Regions from separate parts of the Mus musculus genome. Here regions 2 and 3 are each linked to region 1. A link is a loop called in an ENCODE intact Hi-C map of the cell type or tissue named here. Cell type or tissue: heart. All regions are shown on one strand.

Region 1 (2,500 bases):
CAACACAAAGAACTTCGGTTTGCACCGGCTCAGAAGATCCTTGAGAGGGACGCGAGGCAAAGAAAAGGGGCGGAGGGCTGCAGGAGGTGGCAGGCACGTAGGGCTGAACAGGAGCGGGCTGGATACAGCTTCTCCCCTTGTTTCCCCCATCCCTACAGGGAACTCCGAGAACAAAGCTGCGCCCCGCCCCCGCTTTCTTCCTGTCCCACCCACCTCCCGAGACTTTTCTCTTCTGGACAATGGCCTCTAGGCTGAACCTTTTCCTGCTAGCTGAGGGACTCAGTGTTGGGAGAGATCCCAGGAGTTTAAGCGGGCCAAGCCCCTGTCCTCCCATCTTTGTCAAGAGAGGAGGCGTTGACCCTTAACCCTCAGGCAGCTGCACTGCAGCAACAGGGACCTAGCTACCTCCAAACTGCCCACGACCAGCGTTGCTCAACCCGCCCTGGGAGTTGGGGCTCAGGACTCACAGCTCTTTCCCGAGCTGTAGCTAAAGTGGTTGGCTAGACAGCAAAGGGCCCCTCCTGATCTCAACACGCTTAATGATTTTAAGAGCTCACTGAGAGAGGCACAGATACCACACAATTTTAAAGTGATATCACCCCAGATGCACAGAGGAAGAAACAGTGGCAGCCAACACAGACCAAGATCAGCCCCACACAAGTCATGATCAGAAGCAACTCAGAGGCCTAGGCTACAGTCCTTGTGCTACCCCATGTTGGATTTCAACCTTGCAAATGCTCAGGACATGCTCTACCTCAGCACCAGCTTTCTCTACCCTCATCTCTGCAGTAAAAGTTTATTAGGTTACCCAAGTAACCAATCCCCAGAAATTTTACACTGCAGTCACAAAAACAAAACAAACAAACAAAAAACCCCAAACACCAGACAACAAAACAGCAACAAATAACTTCTGTTGTTTGATAGCCAATAAGAATGACTTTTACCGGGCAGTGGTGGCATACGCCTTTAATCCCAGCACTTGGGAGGCAGAAGCAGGCAGATTTCTGAGTTCGAGGTCAGCCTGGCCTCCAGAGTGAGTTCCAGGACAGCCAAGGCTACACAGAGAAACCCTGTCTCAAAAAACAAAACAACAACAAAAAAGAATGACTTTTAAGGGGCTAGAGAGATGGCTCAGTGGTTAAGAGCACTGACTGCTCTTCCAGAGGTCTTGAGTTCAGATCCCAGCAACCACATGGTGGCTCATGAGATCAGATGTCCTCTTTTGGTGTGCCTGAAGACACAGTGTACTTATATATAATAAATAAATAGATCTTTGCGGGGAAGTGGTGGCACACGCCTTTAAAAAAAAAGAAAAAGAAAAGGAATGACTTTTAAGGCTGGAGAGATGGCTCAGCAGTAAGGAACACAGGAATACAGGATGCTCTTTGAGGTCCTGAGATCAATTGCAAGTAACCATTTGGCTGCTCAAAACCATCTATGTCTATAATGTGATCTGATGCCCTCTTCTGGCATGTAAGTGAAAATGCAGGTGGAGCACTCATACATTAAATAAATATATCTTTTATATCTTTTTTTTTTTTTTTTTTTTTGAGACAGGGTTCCTCTGTGTATAGCCCTGGCTGTCCTGGAACTCACTTTGTAGACCAGGATGGCCTTGAACTCAGAAATCTGCCTGCCTCTGCCTCCCAAGTGCTGGGATTAAAGGAGTGCTCCATCATCACCCAGCAAATGAATATTTAAAAACAAAACAAAAAAAGCCGTGCTGGAGAGATGGATCAGAGAATAAAGGCACTGGCTGTTCTTCCAGAGGTCCTGAGTTCAATTCCCAGAATACACACAGTGGCTCAGAACCATCTGTAATGGGATCTAATACCCTCTTCTGGTGTTTGAAGACAGTGACGGTGTACTCATATACATAAAAATGAATAGAGAAATGTAAAAAATAAAAATAAAAAATGATGGGCTGGAGAGATGGTTCAAAGGTTAAGAGCACTGACTGCTCTTCCAGAGGATCGGAGTTTAATTCCCAGCATCCACATGGTGGCTCACAACCATCTACCAAAAGCAGATAGAGCACTCACTAAATACATATAAAATAAAAAAAATTTAAAAATACATAAAAAGTAAGGTTGATTTTTGTTTGTTTGTTTGTTTCATTTTTTTGAGACAGGGTTTCTCTGTGTAGCCGTGGCTGTTCTGGAACTCACTTTGTAAACCAGGCTGGCCTGGAACTCAGAAATCCACCTGCCTCTGTCTCCCAAGTGCTGGGATTAAAGGCATGTGCCACCACTGCCCGACTGCATTTTTTTTCTCAATGAAATTTCTTCCTTTCAGAGAACTTTTGTGTTCAGTTGACATAAAATTAGCCAGTACAATCCCAATTTTTAAAAATAGATTTTGAGTTTTGGTGTCTTATTGTTTGTTTCTCTGGTGGCAGGGTTTCTCTGTGTAGCCCTGGCTGCTCTGGCTGGAACTCATTCTGTAGAACAGACGGGGCTAATTTACCTAAATGCTGGCCAATTTTAACTTTAGTAAGTTT
Region 2 (2,500 bases), 180 kb before region 1:
TCACCTTCAACAATAAAAGCCAGACCTCCTCATTCTTCCTAAACAGTACAATTGGGAATCAAACATTTAAATATATGCGCCTATGGGGACCGTTATTAAAACCACCGCAGACTATGACCTGAAGTGTAGGCCAAATAAATCCTCTTCTCCCTTAAGTGGCTTGTGTATTTTTATCACAGCAACAAGAAATAAATCTAAGACAGGGACATAGATCCCCGGTGGGATCCACCATGTCTCTGACTTGGCACCAGAACACTAGATCCTTGAGGACTCCCAGTAAAGGCAGACCCTCCTGGCTAGCTGCTTCCCAGCTTAAATGTGGGCTTGGCAGTCCCTGGTCAGTACACATTGTTTTTTGCTCATACTGCAGTAGGGCTGAGAAAAGGGTTCAGACATCCCCTAGGCAGTGGCTATAGGGTAATGGGAAAGAGAACACGCCCCTGCACCTTTTTTGTTTTGTTTTGTTTTGTTTGTTTGTTTGAGACAGGGTTTCTCTGTAGCCGTGGCTGTCCTGGAACTCACTCTGTAGACCAGGCTGGCCTCGAACTCAGAAATCCACCTGCCTCTGCCTCCCAAGTGCTGGGATTAAAGGCGTGCGCCACCACTGCCCGTCACCCCTGCACTTTTATCAGGTTCCTAAAGAGCTGAGAGCTTTCTCACAGATGTTCCTGGGTAGTAGAGTGTAGTTAAGGAAGGGGGAAATGGGAGAGAAAACATAGATTTTTACCTCCTGGCTGAGTCACAGGGACCACCTACATAAGTTCCTAGGTTCTTGTGTCTCAGGACAAAGAATTGTATCAGAGATGCATAGTTAGCAATAGAGGCAATTTACTTAAAAAAAAAAAATTTACAAAGACACTCAGGTAGGGAATGGGCTAGTGATCTGGAAGAATGCATAACCTGAAGTCCTTAGCCATTACCTGCCTTCTCCAGGCCAAGTTTTTCTCTTGCATGCTGTTTGTTATTGAGTAATCCAGGCAAGGAAGGGATCCCAGGCACTATCAACTGGCATTGATTGATTGATTGATTGTGTCTGGGTGTTTTGTGCACTACACGTGTGCTGTGGTCGTAAGGCCAGAAGAGGGCGTCAGACGTTACTGCAATAGCTGACTGTTGTTAGCTACCACGTGCCAGAAACTGATCCACAGTCCCCTGAAAGAGCCGTTAGTGCTCTTAAGTACTGAACAATCTCCGCAGCCCCCTCATACCTTATTCTTGACGTCTCTCTACACATCCCTATTCTTTTGCCACACTTGCATGTGTTACGAGTTTGGCAATCGGAGGCGGAGTTGCATATTCAATTTGAAAACCAGGAACTTTATAGAAACCAGACAAGCATAAAACCTGACTGGGAGGAAAAGGCGTTTTAGGGCAAGCACATCTACAGACCTTCAAAATCTCTGGATTTGTCAGCCGGGCAAGTTCCGGTCAGGAGAGGGGGGCAGTTGACGCCGCGGAGGCAGAGGTAACCTTCGGACTGAAGGTGCACGAGTTCTGGTCTGCAGATGGGAAAGGAGAAAGGTTAAGCTGCTCAAGTCATTGTAAAGTGTGAGAACTGGGGGACTCAGGCCCCCAGCGGCCGAAGCCACGGTGAAGGGCAACAGGGCCGAGGCCAAGGGTTGGGCCTCTCAGGCTGTGAGGGCGGGATCGTCGCGCGAAGCGCTCTGGGAGTGGTAGGCGCTTTCTTTCCGCTCTCCTTCAGCCACTCGTTCTGGGAGCCCAAGGACGTCCAGGCGGTGGGCGCAGCGACTCGCACTTTGCGACTTGAAGACTCTTTCCTAAGGCGGATCCCACCCCCTCGCCCTCTTGCGCGCGGCAGCTTACAGCAGGCTTCCGGCGTGAGGTATTGTGGGCAGTGTAGTCCTTCTCGCAACCTCCCACCTCGTCCGCGCGGCTCACGGGACTACGTTTCCCTTCGGCTCCCGCGCGCCCTGAGCCGCGTCGGCTCCAGCCCCCGACGAACCGAGAGTCTCCAAGATGGCCGCGTGGGGAAGGAGGCGTCTGGGTCCGGGCGGCGGCGGCTCCCGAGAGAGGTAAGCTGGGCTCGCGACCGCGGGCGAAGGTCGACCGCAGAGCCGGCGAAGCCTCTGTGCCACGCGCGACTCCGGATCGTGTGCCCGCCACGCGCGGGGCCCAGTCCGCGGGGGCTTAGGTGTGGGAGGAGCGGGGCGGCGCGACGGCCAGGAGCGAGGGGAGCGCGACTCGGAGGGGCGGCGACCCGCAGCCGGGTGGGCGGTGAGCCAGGGTGAGTAGCTGCGAGGGCCGCCACGCTGTCCTACCGAGCGTCCTGTGGGCTCCGGGCCGCTGGCTCGCGCACGTGGCCCGCTCGGCCTGGGCGCCCGGTGTGGCGTGGATGGGCTCCGGGGAGAGGAGGAGGGTAGAGGCTCGCGGCGCCGTGTGCTTTATAGGGGCGTTTGCTGAGAGCGGCAGCGTGCCGGGCGCGCCTCCAAGAGCCTGAGCCTGGCCGCCTTGTGAGCGAGCAATCGTCGCCACTTTTTGA
Region 3 (2,500 bases), 230 kb before region 1:
GTCTCACAAGTTCACACCTCAGTGATGCTGACATAGTTGGAAATTCTTCTTCCAGATGAGGAAACCAAGACACAAGCATCTTCCTTGGGTCTCATGTCAGGGAGGGAGCAGGCCAGATTCTAACCCAAATGATTGAGGATGGCTCAAAGTATCAGGTAGGGCTTTATACCAGAGTTCGTATCCTGTTGTTCGGAATCCAGAAATACAAGGATGTTCTTATTGCCAGGATTTGGTGAGAGGCAATGAAAAACAGAGACCAGCAACTTGCCCATGGTCACACATCCAAGAGGAGAGGCAGATGTGCATTACCTCTGCATTAACTATACCATGGGGGCAGTTCCAGATCCATCTGCACAGGGCTGTCTTCCAACCTAAGCCACAAAGCAACAGAGAGTTCTTGAGCCAATCATTTGTCTCTGTCACATGTGCATGCCTCTGTGTGTGTGTGTGTGTGTGTGTGTGTGTGTGTGTGTGTGTGTGTGTGTGTGTGTGGTGTGTGTGTGTGTGTGTTGGGAGATAGGATCCTAAGATGTAGGCCAGGCTAGCCTTGAATTCTTGATTCTCATGCTTTAGCTGAACTACTGCTTGGACAGGGCTTTGCCCCCCGCACCCCACCCCATTCCACCCCCGCGCCCCAACCACAGCATCATTGCTTCTGCTCCCTCTCAGTCACTCCCAAGTTGCCTGACTCCTTCCACAGCTTAGCCGCTGCCGGGAAGTTTTGGCACCTTGCGAGGGGGGAAACCAGAACACCTAGCAGGCCTTCTCATAGGGCCACTGGGACCATCATCAGGATCACCACTGCTTTTTTCGGGATGATAGCTGCCTTATTGCCTTCACAGCTTAGCTTGCCACCTGCTCAGCTGTCACTGCCACTGCTGTTCCGCTGCCTCTTGCTGCCTCTCTTCTCCCGCCGTCTCTAATACAGTCACCATTTGCTGCTGTCTCCGCTTATTTAAGTGTTGCCAGCTCAGCCCACACTACTGAAAGCAGGGGCTAAGAGAACACCTGAGGGAAACTTTTACTGGGTCCTATTGTAATACCAGGAATGATGAATAGCACAGAAGACTGTCTAGAGAGCCTGAGCAGCCTGTAGGTAGTTGAGCCAATCGGAGCCGTTTGTTTGGACCAATCACAGACTTTTCCCTTAGCAGCAGCCTCAGCAGTCCTTCAGCTAGATCACTGGGGAAATTGCGCCCCTTCTGGACAGAATGATAATAGTTGCACGGTCACGTGGCGCTCAGCAAGCGTCTTAAGCTAACAGAGTCTGGTACAGGGGTCAAGTTGTACTTCAGCAGAATGTTTATCTGTCGTGCAGAAAGCCCCAGATTCAATTCCTAGCACCCGGTATTGTGCCACATGCCTGTACTCCTGGCACTTGGGAGGTGGAGGCCAGGGAGATCAGAAATTCAAGGGTATATTCCTCTGCAAATAAGTTTGAGGCTTTCCTGAGCTAGGGACCCTGTCTCAAAAAGAAAGGGGGGTGGGGGCTGGTACAAACTGTCTCAGACATCCTTGGCGGACCTTCAAGAACCAAGGCGGTCAGCCATGCTTTTTTCATAACTTGTTCTGAGTGTCTGTGGAGTATCCAAGATAGCTGGTGCTAGCACAGGGTAGTCTGGTTGACTGTTAGACTGACTGTCCTTTCACTCAAAGCAGCAAGGGTGAGTCCAACTGCAGCTACTTAGCCTCATTGCCCACCCCAGTTACTTTGCTCATTTATAGAAGTGAACATCAGCGGGGAAAAAATACGCTTACAATCTTGTCTTAGGTAGGGTTACTATTGCTGTGATAAAACATCATGACCAAAACCAAGTTAGAAACTAAAGCTTTATTTTGCTTACACTTCCACATCACTGTTCAGGGCAGGAACCTGGAGGCAGGAGCTGATGCAGAAACCATGGATCAGTGCAGCTTACTGGCAGCCTGCTTTCATATAGAACCCAGGCCAGAGATGGCACCACCCACAGTGGGCTGGCCCTTCTCCATCAATCCAAAAAAAAAGCCTTATGGGCTTAACTGCCTGCAGCCTGATTTTCTGGGGGCACTCTCTCAGGTGACTCTGGCTTGTGTCAAGTTGACATAAAAGCTAGCTGTAGCAAACCTAGCCTTGAGTATATTAACATTAAGAAGCAATTTTAATGTTTGTTTGTTTTGTTTTGTTTTTTGTTTTCTGAGACAGGGTTTCTCTGTGTAGCCCTGGCTGTCCTGGAGCTCACTTTGTAGACCAGTCTGGCCTCGAACTCAGAAATCCACCTGCCTCTGCCTCCCAAGTGCTGGGATCAAAGGCGTTCGCCACCACCACCCAGCACAATTTTAATGTCTTAACAATGCTTACAGCGCCCAGGGAGTCCAGGGGTCTGTCCACTGGTCTGTCTAACTTGCAGGAAGTCAGATATGTGGACCCCTTTGTAACAGAGCTGAGTCTTTGTTTCCCATGGTGGGAAGCCATGGGATGTTGTCTAAAATGGACAAAGACGGAAGGAGAACAGAAGCCGTG

The links. Hi-C counts contacts between places; a loop is a spot of excess contacts. Peaks named below come from ENCODE experiments on the same cell type or tissue, not always from the same donor. Only the 100,000 strongest peaks of a DNase experiment are listed, where the experiment ranks them.
Region 2: a loop joins it to region 1, with 7 times the contacts of the local background. A loop is called at or near these places in 10 of 42 quality-filtered maps.
Region 3: it touches region 1 in a loop (3.0-fold over the local background); 2 of 42 quality-filtered maps call a loop at or near these places.

What each region holds. Positions count from the first base shown.
Region 1 is chr11:60,696,687-60,699,186 of GRCm38, reverse strand. No RefSeq gene overlaps it. Among named protein-coding and RNA genes, the nearest start is that of Llgl1, 1.8 kb to the left of the region's middle. In heart, a CTCF peak has its summit at 1,467 (motif pointing left); a DNase peak (open chromatin) is centred at 216; H3K4me3 peaks cover 681 bases; H3K27ac peaks cover 874 bases.
Region 2 is chr11:60,878,246-60,880,745 of GRCm38, reverse strand. Tmem11 (transmembrane protein 11) reads left to right here and starts at 1,708. Exons shown (of 2, transcript NM_173453.3): 1 at 1,708-2,033. The coding sequence starts at 1,978. In heart, CTCF peaks have their summits at 1,066 (motif pointing right) and 1,779; DNase peaks (open chromatin) are centred at 1,035 and 1,845; H3K4me3 peaks cover 1,921 bases; H3K27ac peaks cover 1,943 bases.
Region 3 is chr11:60,926,142-60,928,641 of GRCm38, reverse strand. The region is part of intron 1 of Map2k3os (mitogen-activated protein kinase kinase 3, opposite strand); the gene reads left to right. Among named protein-coding and RNA genes, the nearest start is that of Map2k3os, 4.5 kb to the left of the region's middle. In heart, a CTCF peak has its summit at 1,199; a DNase peak (open chromatin) is centred at 1,151; H3K4me3 peaks cover 802 bases; H3K27ac peaks cover 567 bases.